Regions from separate parts of the Homo sapiens genome. Here region 1 is linked to region 2. Evidence: chromatin loops called from intact Hi-C (ENCODE). Cell type or tissue: HCT116. All regions are shown on one strand. Each heading gives the region's core, and the rest is flanking DNA. Links, peaks and the distances in the headings are about the cores only.

Evidence for each region. Hi-C counts contacts between places; a loop is a spot of excess contacts. Peaks named below come from ENCODE experiments on the same cell type or tissue, not always from the same donor. Only the 100,000 strongest peaks of a DNase experiment are listed, where the experiment ranks them.
Region 1: it touches region 2 in a loop (2.5-fold over the local background); 2 of 110 quality-filtered maps call a loop at or near these places.

Annotation. Positions count from the first base shown.
Region 1 is chr19:46,481,043-46,492,718 of GRCh38, reverse strand. It overlaps PNMA8B (PNMA family member 8B), which reads left to right. Exons shown (of 1, transcript NM_020709.3): 1 at 1-1,528. Among named protein-coding and RNA genes, the nearest start is that of PNMA8B, 9.0 kb to the left of the region's middle. In HCT116, for the core only: a CTCF peak has its summit at 4,676 (motif pointing right); a DNase peak (open chromatin) is centred at 4,718.
Region 2 is chr19:46,075,703-46,087,648 of GRCh38, reverse strand. It overlaps a transcript of IGFL4 not described here and a transcript of IGFL2 not described here. Among named protein-coding and RNA genes, the nearest start is that of IGFL4, 41 kb to the right of the region's middle. In HCT116, for the core only: CTCF peaks have their summits at 5,248 (motif pointing left), 8,661, 8,899 (motif pointing left) and 9,858 (motif pointing left); DNase peaks (open chromatin) are centred at 5,228, 8,922 and 9,878; H3K4me3 peaks cover 327 bases; H3K27me3 peaks cover 2,550 bases.

The DNA.
Region 1 (11,676 bases), core at 1-8,000, 410 kb before region 2:
CTGGGCTGAGTGGGCCCTGGCCCCTCCCATAGGCTGTGGCTCCCCTGGGTGCCCCCTCTCCAGTGGAGCTGACCCACCGCTCAGCGCTGGCCTTGCAGCCCTTACTAAAAGACTTGAAAGTCCCTGGGTTCACCCCCTGAGTGAATTAAAGGCCAGAGGGGCCCCGAAGGGCACTGTGAGGGACAGAGGCTCACCTGGGCAGTGCAGAAGCCGGCCGCGTGTCCCTCCTTACAGGGGATGAAATGACCTGGGGAGGAAACCCCAGCCCTGCCCTGGAGGTTCCAGAGTAGGCGGGCCGGTGCTGTGAGGCTTCACAACCTGCTGTCCCAAGCACGCTTGAGTTGTATGTGAGTCTGTGCCGTGCCGTGCCGTATGCTTCAGCTCCTGCAACCCCGGCTGAGCTCGATTTTTACCTAAATATCAGTCTCCACGGGACCCCACCTTCATTCATGCCTTCTTGTCCCTGGGGCAATGTGTGTGCTTCCTCGTCCCAATTTCCATTCCCTGGCAGTGAGGAGCCCATCGTGCCAGGGGGCCCTGCCCCACTTGTCCCTGGGAAGGAATAGGAGGGTTTGGGTGTGACCTCACAGTCCAGACCAGACTGTCCCAGTCCTATGTCAGGGACACCCAGATGTAGAAGCTGACTGAGACCTGCTGCAGGGCGTGGGTGCTCCCCTCTGCTTGGAGGCTGTCCCTGGACAGTGACCCACCCACTGAGGACCAGGCTGGGTGTACCTTGAGCTGGGCACAGCAGCCTGTGGTGTTGCCTGTGGGTGGGGAGGGCCCCAGGTGTGCTTCTCCCGTAGCAGTCCTAGGCTTCTCTCCCTGTGCCCTGTGTCACCTGGATCCTCCAGTAAAGTGAAATTCAGCACTGTACTCTCTCTGTGCTCTGGGCAGTGGGGCAGGCGGGGTGTGGGAGCGTGGGCCACAGATGTCCACGGTCTTGACTGTGGTTTGCCCAGAATACCTGGGAACTGTCCTGTCACTGGTTTACATACACTGTCCTTTGCTGCTTCGGGATCCCTGCCTGGCTCTCCCTACCCCCCAGCATCATCTCACCCCTTGCAGATCTGAGCCAGCTTCCACTCCCACCCCTGATGCCTCCCCACTTCCAGCCTCAGCTCCGAAGCCCCTGGACACCCATGGAGACCCCGCCCAGCCAATCCCCACCCTAGCTTCCACCCAGATACACTCTGCCAGGCCACAGCTGCAGGCACTCTCCCCCCAGCCTCCACCCCTCACCTGTGCCCTGGACCTCAGACTCAGCTTTCCATCCTACCTGAGTTTTCTGCCTCCCTCCATCCTGTGTCCCCCCACCATACATGGCTGCCAGAGACGTCCTCTTAGAAGTCACACCTGGGGTCTGATTGCGTCCCTCGCCTCCCCAGATCCCCCAAGGTCTCCTTCCTGTGCCGTCATATCTGCAGTTCTTAGGACTGTCTAGACATGCTTTGTTCAACTAGGTAATCACACGGGGTAAATTGGATTTAAATGTAATTAAGATTAAATAAAAATACACATGCATGTCCTCAGTCTTCCCAGCCACGTCACAAGTGCTCAAGAGCCACACGTGGCCAGTGGCTACCGCATTGCACGGTGCTGGTGCAGGACATGGCCATCGCATGCAGCTCTCCCTCGCAGCTCAGGTCTACACACTCCACCCCCATCTCACCCTCTGCCTTGTTTCCCACTGCCCTCTCTGTGTCTCCTGTGGCTTCAGCCACCCAGGTCTCTGGGACACACCAGGCATATTCCTGCCTCATGGCCTTTGCACTGCTCTTCCTGCAGCCTGGAGTGCCCTTCCTTGGGCTATAGGCGTGGCTCCAACCTTCATGTCACTCAGACCTTTCTTCAAATGCCACATTCCTAGGGAGGGCTTCCCTGACCACCTATAAAAATGTAACTCTTTGTGGCCGGCCAGGCACGGTGGCTCATGCCTGTAATCCCAGCACTTTGGGAGGCCGAGGAGGGTGGATCACGAGGGCAGGAGTTCAAGACCAGCCTGGCCAAGACGGTGAAACCCCGTCTCTACTAAAAATATAAAAATTAGTCTGGTGTGGTGGTGCACACCTGTAATCCCAGCTACTTGGGAGGCTGAGGCAGAAGAATCGCTTGAACCTGGGAGGCAGAGGTTGCAGTGAGCTGAGATCGTGCCACTGCACTCCAGCCTGGGTGACAGAGCAAGACTCCGTCTCAAAAAAAAAAAAAAAAAAGGAACCCTTTCTGCACTTCCTCCCTTTATTTTTCAGAGCTATGACTGCCCCCTGGCACACCGACTGTACTTGTCAGGGAGGTTAATAGAGGAAATTGGTGACTGGGGTATTGCAATCAGGAAGTGCAAAAACAGGGAGATCGTTTTGTCCCAATATTAGCAATGCAGGGAGCTGCTCCCTCCCGAGGGCTGGAGGAGCCACTTGGGAAAGGCTGGTGATCAGAGCCCTAGTGTAGGACTGCCAAGTTCCACGCACGGGGCCGGCTTGCTTGAGGAGAGACCCGGGAGCCCCTGGTTCACCGCAGTGACCGCCAGCTGCTGCTGCCACCACGGCCTGAGCATTCCCCCAAATGGCGTCCCTTTCCTCCTGCTTTCAAACTCCCCCCAGCGCCCCGTGGGCTTGCAGCAGCAGCAGCCCCTGCAGAGGGCCCTGAGCGGTGGCTGTGGGGACCTATGCGGCATGGGGGCAGGTGGGCGTGGCGGGGAGAGGCGCGGCAGAGCGGCTTAGGGCCAGCTCCGTAGGGAAAAAGTGTGGCTTGGCCTTTCCCCTTCGTGTCCCCAGCCCCAACACCGTGCCTGGCACGCGGCGGCGGCTGTTATTTGTTGAATGACTGACGGTCGGAATGAACCACGCGGACTGGGTGAGTCAGATCCCAGATAGGCCTGGTGGGGAATGTGCTGGAAAGAAACATTGTTTTCATTCCCTCATTCCTGGAGGGAGTGCTCCGGCGGGGATGGGGAGGAGTGTTTGGGGTCGAAGGAGCAGCCGCGTAAAGGCCTTGAGATCCTGCAGGGAAGGGTCCCGGTGCACAGAGACCAGCACAGGCTGCAGCAGCCGGGTCTGTCCCGCGCGTGGAGCCTCTGGCGACGGGTGGAGCGGAGCGCGGTTGCCCCCTCCTGGGAGAGAAGGCGACTGTCTGGGAGGAGCCCTCAGCGCCATCCGCGCAGTCCATGAGATTTATCCAGGGCTGGCGCGTCCCAGGCCCTGTTCTTGGTGCAGGAAACAGGACCCTCCCGCAGGGAGCATGCGGTGGGGAGGCTGGGGTTACGCTCCCTAGATGAGGACGAAATCCATGCATTAGGGGGTGAGACCTGCTGGGGGACAAAAGTCCGGCAAGCAGGGGGCCCGAGGAGGGCCGGGGCAGGAGAGGGTTTGCAGTCGTCATAAACGGGCCTGGGAAAGTGGCCTGGGAAGCCCTCACTGAGAAGGTGACAAGTGTAGTGGCGCGATCACGGCTCACTGCAGCCTCGAATTCCTGGGCTCAAGCGATCCTCCCACCACTTCAGCCTCCCTCTAGAGTAGCTGGGACCACAGGCACGCGCCACCAAGCCTAGCTACTTTTTGCATTTTTTGTAGAGACGGGGTCTCTGAATGTTGCAAAGACCCGAAGGACGTGCGGCCGGCGGTTGCCTGGGGGAAGTCCATGACCGGGGTGTAGGAAGAGCCAGGGCAAAAGCTTCCCAAGCCAAGGGTATGACTGTAGGGGGTTATTAGCGTGTAATTACTGCCCCTCCCATGCCAGGCTAAGTGCTGGTGGAGTGGAGGCAGTGACGCCAAAGAAGGCCGCCTGCCTCCATGGTGGTCGCTGTCTGGCTGGATTTTCACCTGAGGCAGCAAATGAGCATGAAGAGGTCCCTGGAGTAGGGCGTGCAGACTGGCAGGGCCTCAGGGCCTCGTTAAGCGCTGGGGAGCCATGGGAGGGATTTGAACAGGAGAGGGAGAGGTTTATGCTTTAGGTCTGTCGTGTGCAGGGTGCAAGGCTGGAGCAGGAGGAGGCTGGGGCGGGAACCTAGGGGACAGGCCTAAGGCTGGACCGGCGCAGGGTGGTGGGGATGGCAGGAAGTGGTTGAAGAGTTTTCAGGAGCCTGATTTCAGCTGACCAGGTGACTGGCGGGCTGAGGTTGTGTGTGTATGTGTTTGTGTCTCTGTGTGGATCTGGGGGTGGACACATTCGAATGTATATGTCTGTGCGTCTTTATTGGCTCTGTAGAGAGGAGGGCAGGATGAAGGAGGGAAGAGGATGAAGGCAGATTTTCACCCTCATTTCCCAGATAGAGAAACCGAGGCTCAGAGAGGCAAGGAAGGGAGCTGGAACCCACGTTTGTCTTACTCTACGGCTCCCTCGAATAATCGGCCCTCCCGGCCCCAGGGGAGGGACGGAATGGTCCTCCCCCAAGGATGAGGCCAAGGTATCCTGGGGTCCAGACCCCAGACCCTCCCTCACCTCTTCCCTCTCCCCCCTCCCCCGCCACCTCCCCACCGCGAAGAATCCCGGGGTCCAGACCCTTTCCCCTAGAGGCTGAACTTGTCTTGGCCCCTCGGCCTGCTTAAGCGGGAAATGAGCGATCCCCAAACTCTGGGAATGTGGCCACGTCCTAGAACTGCGCCGCAGACGACGACCCTTCCCTTTGCCCCCGCAACCTACGACTCCAGAGCAGGGGAAGAATCCGCGCGAGTTGCGATGCCCGCTGATTCCACCAGGAGGCACCCCAGTTCCGCCGTTTAAAATCGTGGGGCCACGGCGCTTTCCCCAGCGCTTTAAAGGGACAACCCTCCCTGGTCTTTGAACGCCAGGCTGGGGAAAGCGGACTTTCCTGCAGGACAGCGGTTCTCAAAATCAGGTCCTGGACCTGCGTCAACGTCTCCTGGGAACTAGATACACATTCTCGGGCCCACCCTAGACCTACAGAACCCCTTTGGGGGTGAGGTCCAGCAAGCTGCATTTTCAAAGGACCCCCAGGTGCCTGCGATGCGGGACTAGTTTGAGAACCACGGCTGTGGCGTCTGATGGTCTCTAGGACCCCTAGGGTCGCGGTTGTGAGCCCCGGCTGCCCATTGCTTGGAATCACCGGGGAGCTTTAGGGACTGTTGCTGCCCCAGCCGTGCCCTGCACCATTCAGAGATTCCGAGAGCGGCTGCCGAGATCTGCAGGCTGGACATGGGCTCTGGGTCATTCCAGGGGCAGCCGGGGTGGGCACCGCTGCCCTGGGGTCCCTGTCAGGGCTGAGGTGTGCAGTGAAGAGCTGGCCGCCGCTGATACGTAGCAGAAATAAGACGAGATGACCTCACAAACACATCACACCCTCTTCAGTCCCCTGGGCAGTGCTGGCAGGAAAGCTCTGCTGTGATCCCCATTTCCCATGAGGATGTGGAGGCACTGAGAGGTCAAGTAATCAGCCCAAGGTCACACAGCTTGCAAGGGGCAATGCTGGGGGAGTCAGGCAGCGGGGCTCCAAACCCCTCCTCCCATCTCTAACCATTTCCTCTTCTCTTGTCACACCCAGTGAGCCTGGGAGGGGGACCCAGAAAGCCCCCCTCCCCCAACCCCTATCTCAGGGTAGCATCTCTTCCCTTCATGTCTGTGTTCTGGAATCACCTGTGGCCTCTCATTTTTCTCTTTAGTGACAGTGAGGGGTGGCTGGACTGGTCCAGATGAAGGCTGATTTGGAGTCAAATCTCTGGTTTTCTGGGGCGTTTGAAACCATACCCCAGAGGCATCAACTGGCTACCTCAGGGGAACTGGCCCTGCAGGCTCCATTTGAAACCCCCTTGATTTGAAAATATTGACGCCTCTGTTCGCATCTCATCTCAAGTTACCCAAGGGCTCCTTGCACCCCTGGGGCCTCACTGGATGTCACACTGAAGATGCTGGGAATGGAACGCAGAAAATAGTATGTCCACTCAAGGGGGAAACAGAGACTCTAGTGGGAGACAGATTTGCCCAAAGTGTCAGGGATACTCAGAGGGGGTGGGAGGATCAAAACCTTGTGTGTGATTGACACGTGTGTCTCTTGAGTGTATGTGTGTGTGTACACTTAGGGGTGTGTATGTGAATCCATGTCTGAGTGTCCCAGTGTGCATACAGGTGTGTGCTCACCCCTCAGCCATTAGGGTGTGTATGGGTGTCCGTGTCTATGTGAGTGAATGTGTGAGTGTGTGCATGAGTAGGTGTATGTGTCTGCACATAGTGTGGGTGTCTGTATTGATCTGTGTTTGTGCATAGGCTTGTATGCATGTGTGTGTCTAGACTGATGAGTCTTGGAGCATGGTGTTTAAAATTGTGGGTTTAGGAGTTTGTGAATGCTTTTTTTTTGAGACGGAATTTTGCTCTTGTCTCCCAGGCTGGAGTGCAATGGTGCAATCTCAGCTCACTGCAACCTCCACCTCCCAGGTTCAAGAAATTCTCCTGCCTCAGCCTCCTGAGTAGCTGGGATTACAAGCACCCACCACCACGCCTGGCTAATTTTTTATTTTATTTTTTTTTTGAGACGGAGTCTCACTCTGTGGCCCAGGCCGGAGTGCAATGGCGCAATCTCGGCTCACTGCAAGCTCCGCCTCCCGGGTTTGTGCCATTCTTCTGCCTCAGCCTCCAGAGTAGCTGGGACTACAGGCGCCCGCCACCACACCTGGCTAATTTTTTTGTATTTTTAGTAGAGACGAGGTTTCACCATCTTAGCCAGGATAGTCTTGATCTCCTGACCTCATGATCCACCCACCTCGGCCTCCCAAAGTGCTGGGATTACAGGCGTGAGCCACCGCACCCGGCCCAGTCTGCTTTTTAGAAAAGTCTCCTGGTTCATTAGAAAATGAAGATGTGTCAAATCATTTCAGCCGCACCACTGAACGGTGGTATAGTTTAATCAGTGACATTTAGCAAATGATGGCTTTAATACACACAAAATGTAAAGCAACACAACCACCGTGGTGCACGAGATGATTGGGTTCATAAAGAGTGAGGATTTCTAGCACACCACAGGCTGGCATGGGCTCAAGTTTTAAGCATCAAGGTGGCTTCACTGTGTTGGCAAAACAGCCCGGGCCCTGCAAATGCCCACAGATAGGAGAGTGGCCAAGTGAACCATGGTCCAACCACACAAGGGTTCTTCTGCAGTCTTGAAAGGACGGACTGGAGAGTTTCCACTGGGACCTTTTGAGTGAACACAGTGAGATGCAAGAAAAGTTCATACACTATGACCCTTTCCCCTTTATTTGATAAAAAATGAAATACTCCCAACAACTTCTGTACGTATCTGCATAGGTGTCTGTATTAGGATTTATTGTTATTATTATTATTATTTTGAGACGGAGTCTCACTCTGTTGCCCAGGCTGCAGTGCAGTGGCACGATCTCGGCTCACTGCAACCTCCGCCTCCTGGGTTCAAGCGATTCTCCTGCCTCTGCCTCCCAAGTAGCTGGGATTACAGGTGTTCCCACCGCCACACCCAGCTAATTTTTGTGTTTTTAGTAGAGACGGAGTTTCACCATGTTGGCCAGGCTGGCCTCAAATTCCCGACCTCAGTTGATTTCGCCCGTCTGGGCCTCCCAAAGTGCTGGGATTACAGGTGTGAGCCACTGCACCTGGTTGTACCTTTCCTCTTACTAGGACCCAGTCATTGGATCTACAGCCCAACCCAATTCGGCATGATCTCATCTTCACTGAGATTCTGAGTGGACATGAACTTTGAGAGACACAATTCAACACAGCACAGCCCTGTTCTAGAAGCTGGGGGCACACCAGAGCAGAACAGATAGAAAGGCCCCACCCGCAGAGCTGATGGTCTGTTAAAAAGACAAGGACAATAAACGGGGTAAAGAAATAAGCTATCTATTGTGTCAACCTGAAAAAAAAGACATCAGAGAAAAATGTCTTCTGATAGCAGGAATGTATTCAGGAGTAAGCACAAAGGATTGTAATCCAGGATGCAGGGCTATGGCAAGCCACAGATGCGTCTGAGGAGGGGGGACAAAGAGAGGCTTTTCCTGGCCAAAAACAGAAGCTCACATAAGCTGTTTGAAAGCAGAGTTTCTTGATTTCAGAGGCTCAAAACCAGAGTTGGCGTGATTGGTGGAGATGCTGTTACCGGGTAGGTGTTCTTTTTTTTTTTTGAGATGGAGTCTCGCTCTGTCATCCAGGCTGGAGTGCAGTGGTGCGATCTTGGCTTACTGAAACCTCCGCCTCCCGGGTCCAAGCAATTTTCCTGCCTCAGCCTCCCGAAGAGCTAGGATTACCGTCACACAACACCATGCCCAGCTGAATTTTTTGTGTGCATTTTTTTTGGTTTTGTTTTGTTTTGTTGAGATGGAGTCTCGCCCTGTCCCCCAGGCTGGAATGCAATGGTGTAATATCGGCTCACTGCAACCTCCGCCTCCTGGGTTCTAGCGATTCTCCTGCCTCAGCCTCCCACGTAGCTGGGATTACAGGTGCACGCCACCATGCCTGGCTAATTTTTGTATTTGTAGTAGAGACGGTGTTTCACCATGTTGGTCAGGTTGGTCTTGAACTCCTGACCTCAGGTGATCCACCCACCTCAGCCTCCCAAAGTGCTGGGATTATAGGCGTGAGCCACCGTGCCTGGTCCTTTCGTGTGTATTTTTAGTAGAGACGGGGTTTTGCCATGTTGGCCAGGCTGGTCTTGAACTCCTGACCTCAAGTGATCCGCCTGCCTTGGCCTCCTTTGCAAAGTGCTGGGATAACAGGCATGAGCCACTGCACCCAGCCACTTCCAAGTATTTTTAATGCATATAAAGTATATATGAATAGGTGCATTTTTTCCTTACTTTCGACATAAATAGTAGCATCCTATGCATAATGATCCTTACTTTGCTTTTTTCACTTAACATTGTAGCTTGGACATCTTTATCAGCACATTGAGATCTTCCTCATGCCTTTTTTTTTCTTTTTAACAATTGTGTAGTATTACACTGTGTGAATGAACCATATTTGAAAATCAGTCCCATTATTGGACATTCAGGTTGTTCTCCATCTTTTCTCTTATTTTCTTTCTTTTTTTTTTTTTTTTTTTTTTTGAGACGGAGTCTTTCTCTGTTGCCAGGCTAGGGTGCATTGGTGCGATCTCAGCTCACTGCAACCTCTGCCTCCCAGGTTCTAGCAATTCTCCTGCCTCAGCCTCCTGAATAGCTGGAATTAACAGGCGCATGCCACCATGCCCAGCTAAGTTTTGTATTTTTAGTAGAGATGGTGTTTCATCATGTTGGCCAGGCTGGTCTTGAACTCCTGACCTCAAGTGATCCTGCCTCAGCCTCCCAAAGTGCTGGGATTACAGGCATGAGCCACCGCGTCTGGCCTGAGTTGCTGTGTATAAAAGAAAGCAAGGAGGCTGGCAACTCATCATGGTTTTAATAATATCTCTGATGATGAATGATATTGAGCATCTTTTTATGTGCTTTGAATGAACAGACATATTTTTAGAATCTAGCCTTAGTTTAAGTTTGTAGCTATATGAAATAAAGATATGAAACTCTTGCATCCCCCAATTAAAACATTTTCCTTAATTTTAATAGTGAATCTTTACATAGAGCCAACAAGGTGTCCTATTTTGGCCCCAAGGGGGCTGTTCCAAACACTTTGTATGAATGAACTCATTTCATCCTTACAGCATCCTCACATGGATGATAATTATAGCTTACATTTATTGGGTACTTGTGATGCACCATTCTAAGACCATTACTTGAATTGACTTCTTTAAGCCTCACCTCTTTATGAGTTTGGTACTAGTCTAATAGTTACCATTTTATAGATGAGGAAACTGAGGCACAGAGAAGTTAATTAATTACTTGTCCAAAGCCACACCACCAGGAAGTGTTGACACCCAGGGAGTCTGACTGCTGATATGACATTCCTTTGTGTGTGTGTGTGTGTGAGTCAGGGTCTTGCTCTGTCGTGCAAGCTGGAGTGCAGTGGTGCAATCACAGCTCACTGCAGCCTCGAACTCCTTAAAACCAATATTCTAACTTTAATAAGCAAAACGTTCTACAGTGAAATGGTAATGATATATGTGCAGCAGAATGATGGGTGATTTTCTCCCCATATTTATCAAGTTTTTCTACAGTAATCATACATCACTTTTGTGGTCAGATAAAGAATGTCTATGGCTGGGCTCGGTGGCTCACGCCTGTAATCCCAACACTCTGGGAGGCTGAGGCAGGTGGATCACCTGAGGTCAGGAGTTCGAGACCAGCCTGGTTGACATGGTGAAACCGAGTCTCTACTAAAAATACAAAAATTAGCCAGGTGTGGTGGCACGTGCCTGTAATCCCAGCTACTGAGGAGGCTGAGGCAGGAGAATCATTTGAACCCGGGAGGTGGAGGTTGCAGTGAGCCGAGATCATGCCATTGCACTCCAGCCTGGGCAACAAAGCGAGGCTCTGTCTCAAAAAAAAAAAAGTCTATATAAATGGTGCTAGGGAAAAAAACAAAACAAAAGCAAGTAGACTAAGTAGGGTGGGATGGACGTGGAGCATTTTAATGGAAATACTGGGTTTAGCCAAGGGGAGGGAAAAAGAGGAAAGATGTCCAAATGATTCATTTTTCTCTTCAACCTCTAAGCTAAAAACTTTTCCCCGGGGTGAGTGGGTGGCCCTGAAAGATGGCCTCATTCCTGCAGAAATCTTGTTTCAGTTGGCAAAAAATCTCTCTACTCTTGGATCATACGTTTCTGTTCCTAATTAGGGTGACCCCTCGGTCCTAATGTCCTACCTAACCTATTTCCTTGCATTTAGGGCTTAAATTTATGTAATTCTTTTTTTCTTTTTGTTCTGTTTTTGTTTTTTTGAGACAGAGTCTCACTCTGTCGCTCAGGCTGGAGTGCAGTGGTGCAATCTCGGCTCACTGCAACCTCCGCCTTCTGGGTTCAAGTGTTTCTCCTGCCTCAGTCTCCCGAGTAGCTGGGATTACAAGCGCCCACCACCACGCCCGGCTAATTTTGTATTTTCAGTAGCGATGGGGTTTCATCATGTTGGCCAGGCCTGTCTGTAAATGTATGTGATTCTTATTTCCTTTGTGTGACATCTTCCAAGCCCACAAGACGATAAGATTCCGCCCATAACAAGAGAATATGATCTCTCTCCACATAACACAATGTAAACTCTTCATTACGTTTATTAAATTTGGCTTGCCAGTTTTTCTCCTGTGTTACCTCTTCAAGTAGATATTTATAACTTTTGTCAAACATAAATATACATTTAGAATTCGAGAAATATGATACAAACCTTCTTTAAAAAAAAATAAAGAGACTCATTTGTTCTCTTTCTTTTCTTTGGCCAAGGATTTCAGACAAAAATCAGGAATCATCACCAGCCAAGACTGTGTTCAGACCACGTGACGTCTTCCAGGCACCAGGAAGAAATACGACCAACCTCCGTAACAAATGAGAGAAACTTCACCTGACTGTGTTTTGTGCATTTGGTTTATGAGTCGTTTTAAAAACGTGTACTTTTACTGCTGCGTTCAGGTTTTCAGCCATAGAATATTCTAGAAAAAAATAGTGATAACATTTATTTCACCGCTATAACCCTGAATGTGTAGCTGTGTTTTTTAAAAAAACATTTTTTTACAATTGTAGAATATGTAACATGCCTCCAGAAACGTGCCCTAAACACAAATATATAATTTGGCAAATAATTACATAGCAAGTCCTATGTTACTGTCATCTGATCTAGAAAT
Region 2 (11,946 bases), core at 2,177-10,176:
GCCCCAGCCACCTGCCTAACGCTGCTCCCACTAAAAGCAGTCTCACTGTTCCCAGTAGCATGGCCGCAGTGCAGCTCCTGCTGCCCTCAACTGAGCATTCCACTGGCAGCCTGAGGATCACCCTATCCCTGATTACCAGAGCCAGTGCCTACATACATCATCTGGGGGCCTGAGAACAGGTCTGCCTGGCACAGCTCCACCTCCCCAGTACCTGAGCACCCATCAAAGGGGCCTGCAGATCACGCAACCTGGTCTACTACTGATAGCACCTGAACACTTCTCTTAACATCTGAGGTTAGGCCCAACCAGCCTGCCACTACCACCACAGCCAGCACCCACCTGCAGGTGCCACCTGTGAGCCTGAGGAATGGCCTGCCTAGTGCACCCCAGCTACCACCAACATCAGCACAGACTGCTTGGGTCTCAGAGGATTGTCCCATCACTGCTACTGCCATTGCCCATGCTACTTATGCCCAGGGCCCAAGAACCTGTCCACCCATCCAAATACCACTGCTATTCTCAATACCTGATCAAGCGACCTGGAGGACCAACGATTGGCCTGCCTGGACCTGCTAACACTGATGCCAGTGTATGCCACCCTGGGGCCCAAAGACAGGCACATTCAGCCCACTACTGCCACCGTGGCCCAAAACCTGGCCTACCTGGCATCCCAGTCTCCAGCAAAACTTCATAATAGCCTTCACTAACAATTGCACCCTAAGCCACTGAGAAAATGAAAGACACCACTGATGCTGTTTATAGCCAAAATAAATCACACAGAGACTACACTACTGCATGTACCCACAATCAAAGCCAAAATTCCCTACCCAACCAACATCATAGATACAACTTCAGGAAAAAAATCCTCCCCATGAGAGCAAATTCAAAAAATTGGAAGAAGCCACTCTTACACCAGATGTGCAGATATCAACGTAAGAACACAAGAAACATGAAAAAGTAAGGAAATATCCAAAGGAACACAATAATTCACTAGCAACAGATCCCAATCAAAAAGGAATTTATGAGGTCAGGTGTGGTGGCGAATGCCTGTAATCCCAGCACTTTGGGAGGCCGAAGTAGGCAGATCACTTGAGGTCAGGAGCTTGAGATGAGCCTGGCCAACATGGTGGAACCCTGTCTCTACTAAAAATACAAAAATTAGCCAGGCATGGTGGTGCGCACCTGTAATTCCAGGTACTCAGGAGGCTGACATACAAGAATTTCTTGAACACAGGAGAAGGAGATTGGAGTGGACAGTGGAATACCACTGCACTCCAACCTGGGAGACAGAGCGAGACTCCATCTCCAAAAAACAAGAAAAAAAAGGAATTTATGAAATCCCAGAAAAAATTCAATATGTTGTTATTAAAGAAGTGAGTTGTTCTCAATGACATACAATACAAAAAAACCAACAATATTAGAAAAACAATTCGGGCTATGAATGAGAAATTTATCACCAAAGAGATAGGTATCATTAAAGAGAACCAAAGATAAATTCTAGAACTGAAGAATCCATTGAATGAAATAGAAAATACACTCAAAGGCTTCAAAAATAGACCATATCAAGCAGAAGAAAGAATCCCAGAACTTAAAGATGGGTCTTTTGAAGTAACCTAGTCAGACAAAAACAAAGAAAAAATAATTTAAAAGAATGAGTGGAGCCTACATGAAATATGAAGCACTATTAAAGCAATAAAATATTTGAATTGTTGGTGTCCCAGAAGGCAACCAATGTTCCTGTATGGTTTCTTTGTTGTTGCAAAGAACAAAAATGCAAAGGAGAAAAGAAAATCCTTTTCATACAAGCAAATGCTAAGGGACTTCATTACTGCCAGACCTGCCTTACAAGAGTTCCTTAAGGGAGTGTTAAACATGGAAACAAAACGCCATTACCAGCCACCACAAAAACACACTTAAGTATATGGCCCACTGTCACTATAAAGCAACTATACAATCAGGTCTACATAACAACCAGCTAACAACATGATGACAGGATCAAACCCTCACATATCAATATTAAACTTGAATGTAAACAGGCTAAATGCCCCACTTAAAAGACAGAGGAGCATGTTAGATAAAGAAGCAAGACCCAACTGTATACTGTATTCAAGAGACCCATCTCAAATTAAATGGCTCAAAGTAAAGGGATGGAGAAAGATCTATCAAGCAAACAGAGAACAAAAAAGAGCAGGGGTTGCTATTCTTATTCTAGACAAAACAGACTTTAAACCAATAATGATCAAAAAGGAAAAAGAAGGGCATTACATAATGATAGAGGGTCAGATTCAACAAGAAGACTTAACTATATGAAATACACATGCACCCAACACTACAGTCTGGAGTCAAGAGAGACTATTTTGGAGCTTTAAGTTTTTTTGTTTTGTTTTGTTTTCTTTTGGTGTTTTTTGTTTTCCTTTTTTTTTGAGCTGGAGTCTCACTCTGTTGCCCAGGCTGGAGTGCAGTGGCGCAATCTCGGCTCACTGCAGGAGCTTTAAGTTTTAATGACTGCCCTGCTGGGTTTCAAACTTGCATTGGGGCCTGTAGCCCCTTTCTTTTGGTCAACTTCTCCCTTTTGGAGAGCGACCCAATAGCTGTACTCCCATGGTATGTTGGCAGTAAATAACTTGTTTTGATTTTACGGGCTCATAGGTGGAAGGAATTCATGTCCAGATGAGACTTGAGACTTTTGACTGAGTTGATGCCGGAATGAGTAAAGACTTTTCAGGACTGTTGGGAAGGCATGGTTGTATTTTGCAACGTGAAAAGGACACGAGATGTGGAGACAGGGGTGGAATGATATGGTCTGGATCTTTGTATTCCCACCAAATCTCATGTTGAAATGTAATACCCAGTGTTGGAGGGGGCACCAGTGGGAAGTGCTTGTATCATGGGGACATATCCCTCATGAATGGCTTAGTGCCATCCCTTGGTGATAAGTTCTTGTAAGATCTGGTTTTTTAAAAGTGTGTGACACCTCCCACACACACTCTCTCTCTAGCTTCTGCTCCCACTGTGCCTTCTGCCATGATTGTAAGCTTCCTGAGGCCTCCTCAGAAGCAGATGTTGGCACCATGCTTCCTGTACAGCTTGCATAATTGTGAGTCAATGAAAGCTCTTTTTTTATATAAATTATCCAGTCTCAGCTATTTCTTTATGGCAATGTAGGAATGGCCTAACATATTAATATATCTGAAGAGAGAGACAGATGCAGTAATAGTAAAGAGAGAGAGCAATGCAGTAATAGTAGGGGACTTCAACACCCCACTTTCAGCAATGGACAGATCAACCAGACAAAACAAAATCAATAAAGAAACATCAGATTCAAACTATACTCTAGACCAAATGAACTTAATAGATTTATACAAAACAGTTCATCCAACAGCTGCAGAATACACATTCTTCTCAACTGCACATGAGCATTCTCCAGGATATATCATATGTATGCCACAAAACAAGTCTTAACAAATTTAAGAAGACTGAAATCATATCAAGTATCTTTTCTAACTCAATGGTATAATACTAGAAATCCGTAACAGGAGGAACTTCAGAAACAGTACAAAGACATGGGAATTAAACAACATGTTCCTGACCAATCATTGGGTCAGTGAAGAAATTAAAAGGGAAATTTAAAAATTTCTTGAGACAAACAAAATGGAAACACAACATACCAAAATCTGTAGGAAAAAGCAAAAGCAGGTCTAAGAGGGAAGTTTATAGCAGTAAATGCCCACCATTGCACAAAACTGGTAGCACCAGAATACCCTTACATAATTGACTATTCCCAAACAACCGAGGATCAGAGGACTTTGTTCCAGGGCCTACCCCAGAAGCCAAGTCAACCACTGTCAATGCGCAAAATCTCTAATCACTACCTCTTCCAACTTACTCTCCTCTCAACTTTCTGTGGCTAAGGTCCTTCCCTTTCTCTCCTCCCACTCTTTGTGACTCTTCTGTCCTCTCTGTCACTGTCTCTTTCTGTCTCCTTGTCTCTCTCTCCTTTCAGTCTATACATATGGCTGAAAATAATAATTCAAATAATAAAGTAATATATTTTCTTGAAAAATGTTGTGTATGTTCAGAAATAGAGATTATACAGCCATGGTTGGTATTCTCTCATCGCACCTCCTCTCCTCCCCAAAGTAACTGTGTTTACAACATAGTGTCTGAATTTTTCTATATTCTACACATTTGCATACATATTAATATAAATGTACACACGTACCACACTTTAGTCTTTATGGGATAATGTTATACACACCCCTTTAAATCCCTAAGAGCACATATCCATTTCTTACAGCTGCCTAGATTTCCATTTTGTGAATAAGTTTCAGTAATTTATTTCATTAGTCTTCTGTTGAAAACGATTTAAGTTGTTCCCAACTTTTCACCATTGCTCTAAAATATCACAAAAAAATAGTCTTATACGTATGTCTTTGTGCACTGCATCCAGTCAGTAACAGCCCTGGAAGTAGAAATTCTAAAGCAAATTGTTTATGATGCACTCAGTTATATGTTAAGGAAAAACTAATTGAAAACTAAAACAATAAACAAATTATCTTATGTAACAAGAATTATGAGCTACCGTGCGTCCAGGGTTTCAGTTCTAGGAATTTAAACACATAGGACAGTTGCCAATAAAATGCACTGAATCCAAATGCCCCAAAAGAGAAAATGTCATGTTTATCGGAGGTTTTCTTTCTGGAGATGTCACCCATGGTTATGTAATTGTGCAAGTCCTTCTTAGCCATCCCACACCCAGGGGAAAATTACCACCTACTAAGAGGACAAAAGAGATTCCTATGCAGTTTGTCAAGGAGAGCTACCCATATGACTAACTGACTACATCAGAGAGTTACATCTATAGGCTCATCAGCTGTCCCACATTTTGTCAAAATAACGTTCCTATCAAAAATGAAGACACGACTTCAGCCCAGAAGATCAAGGCTGCAGTGAGCCATGACTGCACCACTGCGCTCCAGCTGCGTGACAGAGTGGAGTGTCTTCAAAAAAAAAAAAAAATGGAGACACAGTTAACAGTTCAGGGAGCCAGAAGTCCCTGCTTCTACCCTCTCTCTTACAGGGCGGCTTGATCCCACTTATCTTGGTTGTGTACAATATGCCTGTCTGTATCAGCTCCGCATTTCTCCTCAATGTGTCTTCCCTCTCTTCAGTGGCACACAAGCAAGTTCAGAGGTTTAGTATGCACTGAACTAGGAAACCAGCCAAGTTTACCTCCACCCTGTGGGGATCAAGAGAATTACAGTCTCTCTAAAGAGAAACACCTTGCCCCAAAAGGCTACCCTCTTTTGCCTTCCAGTTCTCCCCTTATACTTGTAGACAGTTAAACTTCTCTCCCACCTAGGAACCCAGGAGAGTTTAACTGTCTTAATAATGATAGTAGTAATAGTAAATACATCTTCATGGACCCAGGTATGGGGAAACAGAAAAGGAAAGTAACAGTAATTTGAACTGAAGAGAAGATGGTGTGAAAACTAGACTCCTGAAAGCATGACTGGCCTGCTAACCAAGGACATGAATAGTACTAACAAGGAATTTCCTCATTAAAGAGTGAAAGAATGAAACAGCCAATGTAGAAGTGTATACTCTGCTAAAATAGCCTTCAAAATGAAAGTGAGGATTCTCCCATTTCTAGCCATGATGGTGTTAACTGAAACTAGACTAGCTCTCTTGACATTAACAACTATAAAACTGCACACAGAATAAAGTATATGAAGCCACTGTGTTTAGGTACCAGACAACAGGTAGCACAAGACTGCAATTCCACAAGGGATGGACATTTACAGGGTGAGCCCTTAGATAAACAAGTTGTCAAAGAACAATTTCCCAAGTGCAATGCAGATAGCTGGGATCTGAGCACAGGACAGCAGTTCTGCAGCACTGAGGGCATTCAGGGCAGCTGGTGAGCCTGGAGTCTCTGAGGTATGGTATCAAAGAAGAACTGTGCAGAGGTAAGCACCACATGTCCTTGTGGAGTCTTCCCCAAATTCCTGGCTGAGGGCTAGGCTGCATATACACAGACAAGACTATCTGTCTGATAAGACAAGGCTTATCAGACAGGTAAGGCTTAAGGAAGAACTATCCTAGAATAGAGGAGAGTAAGGAAACACAATAACGAATTGCAACACTGAATTCTGGATTGCATCCTAGACCAGAAAGCGGACACGAGTGGGACAACTGATGAAACTCAAATAAGGTCTGCAGATCAGTTAATAGTATTATGTCAGTATTAGTTTTCTGGTTTCAATAATTTTATTAAGGCTATGCAACATTAGAGGAAGCTGAGTGAAAAAGACAAATTCACCATACTGTTTTTGCAACTTCTTTGTAAGTCTAAAATTATTTTAAAGTAATAAGTTAGACAATATTTTAAATGTTACATATAAAAACGCAATCACGATAATGAACACTTCCTAAAGATGCAATCAGGGTGCCTTCACATGCTCCCTCACACCTGAAATAAGCGTTATGTATCTAAGGCTCCCCTGACCTTTGGTGTGGCCTGGTTTAGCCAGTCCAAACCAGATGCAGATAGTTGTGTGGGAAGCCTGGCGACACAGACAGTTGCACTATCACCCACAAGATAACTGGCCAATTGTGGGCTGGGTTTAAAAGGTGGGCTGATGATCCCCAGTGCGTGATGAGCATGGCAGTAAAAGCACAGGGAGATCAGGTTCCCGTCCATCAATGGGAAGCCTGCGCTACAGTGTCCACCTGGACAGGAAGTGATGGACACAGTCCTGAAAGCACAGCAGGCACTGCTCCCACTCACCAATGGGCAGCCTGCCCGGAGAGTCAGCCCTGGACATCAAGGCTGGAATTCCCTTTCTGGCTCAGCAAAATTACCACAGACCAAACCACAGACACCACAGAACTCCTTTTCCTAGTCAACACTGTCTGACTCTTTCCTGACAGAAGTCTGAAACCAAGACCACCAACAGGGACAGGGCCACACATCTCAACACTGACACCACACCCCCTTGACACTCACAATGCTTAAGTCCTGAATCAGAAGATCTCAACCTCTTTTTGGAAAGTTATTTCTTTAACTCATGATTTACACAGATACAAAGACTTGGTCAGAAGGACCAAAATACTTTCTGAAATTAGAAACAAAATTATTATAACATTCAAATAGAATCATTCCCATGAACAAGCCATGACTCACAGAATTTAATTACTAAGTAGCTGTCGTTTTCACACCTCTTTCCTTTTAAATTTATTCTTTTTTTTATTTTAAAAAATAAATAGAGATGGGATCTCCCTAAGTTGACTCGCTATGTTGATGAGAATGGTCTCAAACTCCTGGCCTCAAGTGATTCTCCCATCTTGGCCTCCCAAAGTGCTGGAATTACAGGCAGGAGCCACGGCTCGCAGCTTAAATGTATTCTGCAGTGCTAGTTCTTCCCCTGCCCCAGGATAAAAGTTAGGTCAAATCCCATTAATTTTTTGGTCATTTTATTTAATAAATATCTGCCCGTGACTCATTTAAAATGGCTTTAAGTATGTAAAAGTGAAAACGACAATCTTTATTTAAACTTACATTTTCACTGTCTCTTCCAGCTCTGACCTGCAGTCAGGTGGTAGCCTGAACTCGAGGAAGGGATGTGGCCCTCTGACGCACGTTTTCCAACTTATCACGGTTAAGAATCTTCCTCCATTTGCTGACTTAGTTTCTGAATCTACTGTGTTTAGGGCTCAAGGAGAGACGCCAGGGAGCAATAGGGTTCTTCCTTGATGGGCAGCATTGTAGTGATCTAAAATTGACACTGTTCTGAGTTTGCAAATACTTGAAACTGACTCTTTCCTTGAGGGAAGGCTTTTTTGGCTTCTATGCAGAAATCTGTCATCTGAGCTTCCTTTGATGAGGGCAATTTCATCTGGAGTCGCTTTGGATATTTACAACCCTCATCCACCATGAAAAGTTTCTGACTCAAATCCAGGCTGCAATCGAGCTGGCAGAAGTGGTGCAGACTATGATGTAGCTAAAGCAGATGAGTACCTGCCATTCAGGTACAGGCGACGTACAGGCGTTTCCAAAGCGCCTGAGGCCTGGAAACTCGGGTGGCTGGCTGGGGGATCATGGCCAGGGGCAAAGAACTTCTGAGCCCGTGTGACTTGGGTCTCATTCGGGCTATAGGGGTGCAAACAGGCTCCAATCCGCGAGGAGGATGCACTAAAGTGACCCGCTTAGGCTGCAAAACCAGGTGCACCATGGTACGCACGACTCGCTGAGCTCCATTTTCTAGGCGGGGAACTCTTGAGGCCTGACGCCCACGAGGGGAGCGGCAGCGACTTGACGCACCTCCTGGGCAGCCAAAACAAACCATTGCAGAGGATTCTTGTCCCACCCAACGAGCAGCCCCAGCCATGAACTCTGCAGCATCCCAATTGTCCAGAACGCCCGAAACTGGCAATGACTACTGACACCAAGGCAGTTACTGCGACGAAAACATGGCGGCCAAAGCCGCCTCACCCATCGCCTGCGCGATGTCTACTGACGACGCCTGCGCGATGTCTACTGACGACGCCTGCGCGATGTCTACTGACGACGCCTGCGCGATGTCTACTGACGACGCCTGCGCGATGTCTACTGACGACGCCTGCGCGATGTCTACTGACGACGCCTGCGCGATGTCTACTGACGACGCCTGCGCGATGTCTACTGACGACGCCTGCGCGATGTCTACTGACGACGCCTGCGCGATGTCTACTGACGACGCCTGCGCGATGTCTACTGACGACGCCTGCGCGATGTCTACTGACGACGCCTGCGCGATGTCTACTGACGACGCCTGCGCGATGTCTACTGACGACGCCTGCGCACTGCAAGGTGGGCGCCGCTCTCCATTTTCTGAGCAGTCTCCTACTGCCATCTAGTGTTGACTACTGGGATATCGGCTCAAATACCCCCAGAGAGAGTGCGTCACAGGCCTTTTGACGGACTGTGGTGAATTGATACATAGCTATGTTTGATGCATTTTAAAGTGAGCCTTGACTCCACACTTGAATGCTGTTATAACCCCTACAAAAAATAATGGACAAAAAAGACCAATGGGTTAGGGAGTGAAGGCCTTTAGGTAATACAGGAGCAGGTGGTTAGTAGCCAGCTCCATTGTATCAAAATACCTCATTTTGTTTATCCATTCATCTGTCGATGGACCCTTGGGTTATTTCCATCTTTCGGCTACTATAAATAATGCTGATATGAACATTGATGTCAAATATCTTTTTGCGTCCCTATTTCAATTGTGTGGAGTACATACCTACTATTGGGATTGCTGGGTCGTATATTAATTAATTCTATATTTACCTTTTTGAGAAACTCCCATTGTTTTCCACAGCAGCTGAACCATTTTACATTACCACCAGCAATGCACAACACCTGTTAATTTCTCCGCATCTTTACCCACACCTGTTAATTTCTGTTTTTTTGTTAATAGCCATGCTAGTTGGAGTGAAGTACTATCTCCATGTTATTTTGATTTGCATTTCCCTAATGATCAATGATGTTGCGCATCTTTTCATGTAATTATTGGCCATTTATGTATTTTATTTAGAGAAATGTCTATTCAAATCCTTCTCTTGTCTCTTAAATGAGTTATTTGTTCCCGTTGTTGAGTTCAGGAGTTATTTATATATTCTGGATATTAATCTCTTATCAGAAATACGATTTTTAAACATTCTCTCCATTCTGGGGGTTGTCTTTTCCAATTACTTTTTATATGGGTTATGTGATTTAATCACAGTGTCAAAGGCACGTTTAGCGTGCACCCACCATAGCACTGTATGACTTTTATAGGCTCTCGAAACATCTATCCTGCGACCCCTGCAGGCAAGAAGATAGAGAGGGTACTCCAGCCGGTATCCCCGTATTCCTCCCTAGATGGCAGTAGGAGACTGCTCAGAGAAGAGAGCGGCGGATTCCGCAGTGGAGCGCTCCCGCAGGCGCTCCCGCGGGCGCCTCCAGCAGAGCTCGCGCAGGGGCGCACGGGGGCGGCAGTGTAAGTAGTCGCCATGTTTCTGTCGCTATCACTTTCTTGGGGGTGTCACTGATCACTGGCTATTGCGACTACCAGACGCTCTGGACACTTGGAACGCTCCTGAGTTTGCGGCTGGGTCCACTTCCTGAATGATACTAGGATCCCCGCCTCTGGTTTCTTTTGGCTGCCCCCGAGCTACCTCAGTCTTTTTCAATGTCAGGCGGTCCAAGTTCCCTGTGGTGAAAATGGAGCCCAGTGAGTCGTGCCCATGGCAGCGCACCTGGTTTTGCAGCCTGGGCAGGTCACAGGTGCATCTTCCACGGGGATTTGAGCCAGCGTGCACCCCCATAGCGCGACTGAGATTCCAAGTCACACCCAGGTTTTGGCCTCGCAAATCCGCCTCTGCTCCCAGCTGGCACCTGAGTATGCAGGTCGCAGCCCGCGATTTAGAAACACCGGCACCCGGGTGAACGCCCACGGCTCCTCAGCTTTCGCTGCACCGACGTCTGCACCACGCCCGTCAAGCTCAGCTGCATCCTGACTCTGGGTTGGAAACTTCGTGGTGGATGATGCCTGTAACTACCCAGATGAAATCAAGACGCAACAGCCCTCATCGAGGGATGCTCAGGTGAGAGATCCTCAGCATTTGTGTCTCTAAAGAAGCCAAAGGGGGCCTTTGAGGTAATCCGCTTTACATATTTGAAAAGCCCATGGATAATCACAATAACGTTAGGAATCTCACACCCTCTTTGTGCTTCCAGCACCAAAAGAACAGAAGCTAGGTCAGTGAACAGGGAAGACGCATAGGTAGAAGTGCCGGGCAGCCAGGAAAGATAGAGTGAAACGTATCTTTAAATCAAGAGTTTTGTTTTCACTTTTACATATTTCTGGGCATTTTAAGTTGACAACACCAGGATATTTATTATTTATATTTATTATAAATAATGTATTTATATTTATTATAAATAATGTATTTATAATAAAACTAAATAATATATTTATATTTACTAAATAAAACTAACCGGGAAAATGTATACAATTTGACCTAAACTTTTAGGATCAAGGAAGAACTAGAACCACGGAATAAATTTAAAAGGAAAGAAGTGTAAAAAAGGACTGCACAGTCCTTGGAGAAATGGCACATTCTAGATCTGGAACAGAAAATATACACGATGAATCTGGAACATCTTGTGCCAGAAAATAAGGAAGTGCTGAAAATAACAATTACAATAATGATATAACCCCACATTGATCACAATATGTCAAAGGGGCACAAGGGCCAACAGAAGAGCTCCCAGTGGCCAAAGCTGGAACAATTTGAGCAAGAAATGAATTCGGTGGTATTGGGTTATGACCCTACTGTGGTCTGAATTTTTGTGTCCCTCCAAGATTCACGTTGAAACTTAATCCTCAATGCAACAGTGTTAAGAGGTAGGTTTATAGGAGATGATTAGGTCACGAAGGCTCCTCCCTCATGAGTGGGATTAGTGCCCATATAAAAGTGCTGGAGGAAGTCTGTTCTTGTTTCCCCTTTCTGCCATGTGAAGATACAGTGAAAGATGTCATCTTTGAAGCAGAGAGCAGCCCTCACCAAACACTGACTCTGCAGGTGTTTGAAAGTTTGGACTTTCAAACTTCCGGAAACTGTGAGAGATAAATTTTTGTTGTTTATAAATTACCCAGTCTAAGGTATTTTGTTATAGCAGCAGGAATGGACTAAGATAAACCCAAAGTTTAAAATAAATACTCATGAGTTCCTACTGGTATAAATAAATGATTGAATAAATAAGTGGGGAGAAGAGACAAATCTCTAATACAGAAGAATTCGAAGTAATATATATAAATACAGCACCATCAAGGAAGGAAAGCCCAACTCCTCACTTTTTAAAATGCAGGCTGCAAATAATGACCTGGCTCCAAAGAGTTCAATGTGGAAAGGGGAGAA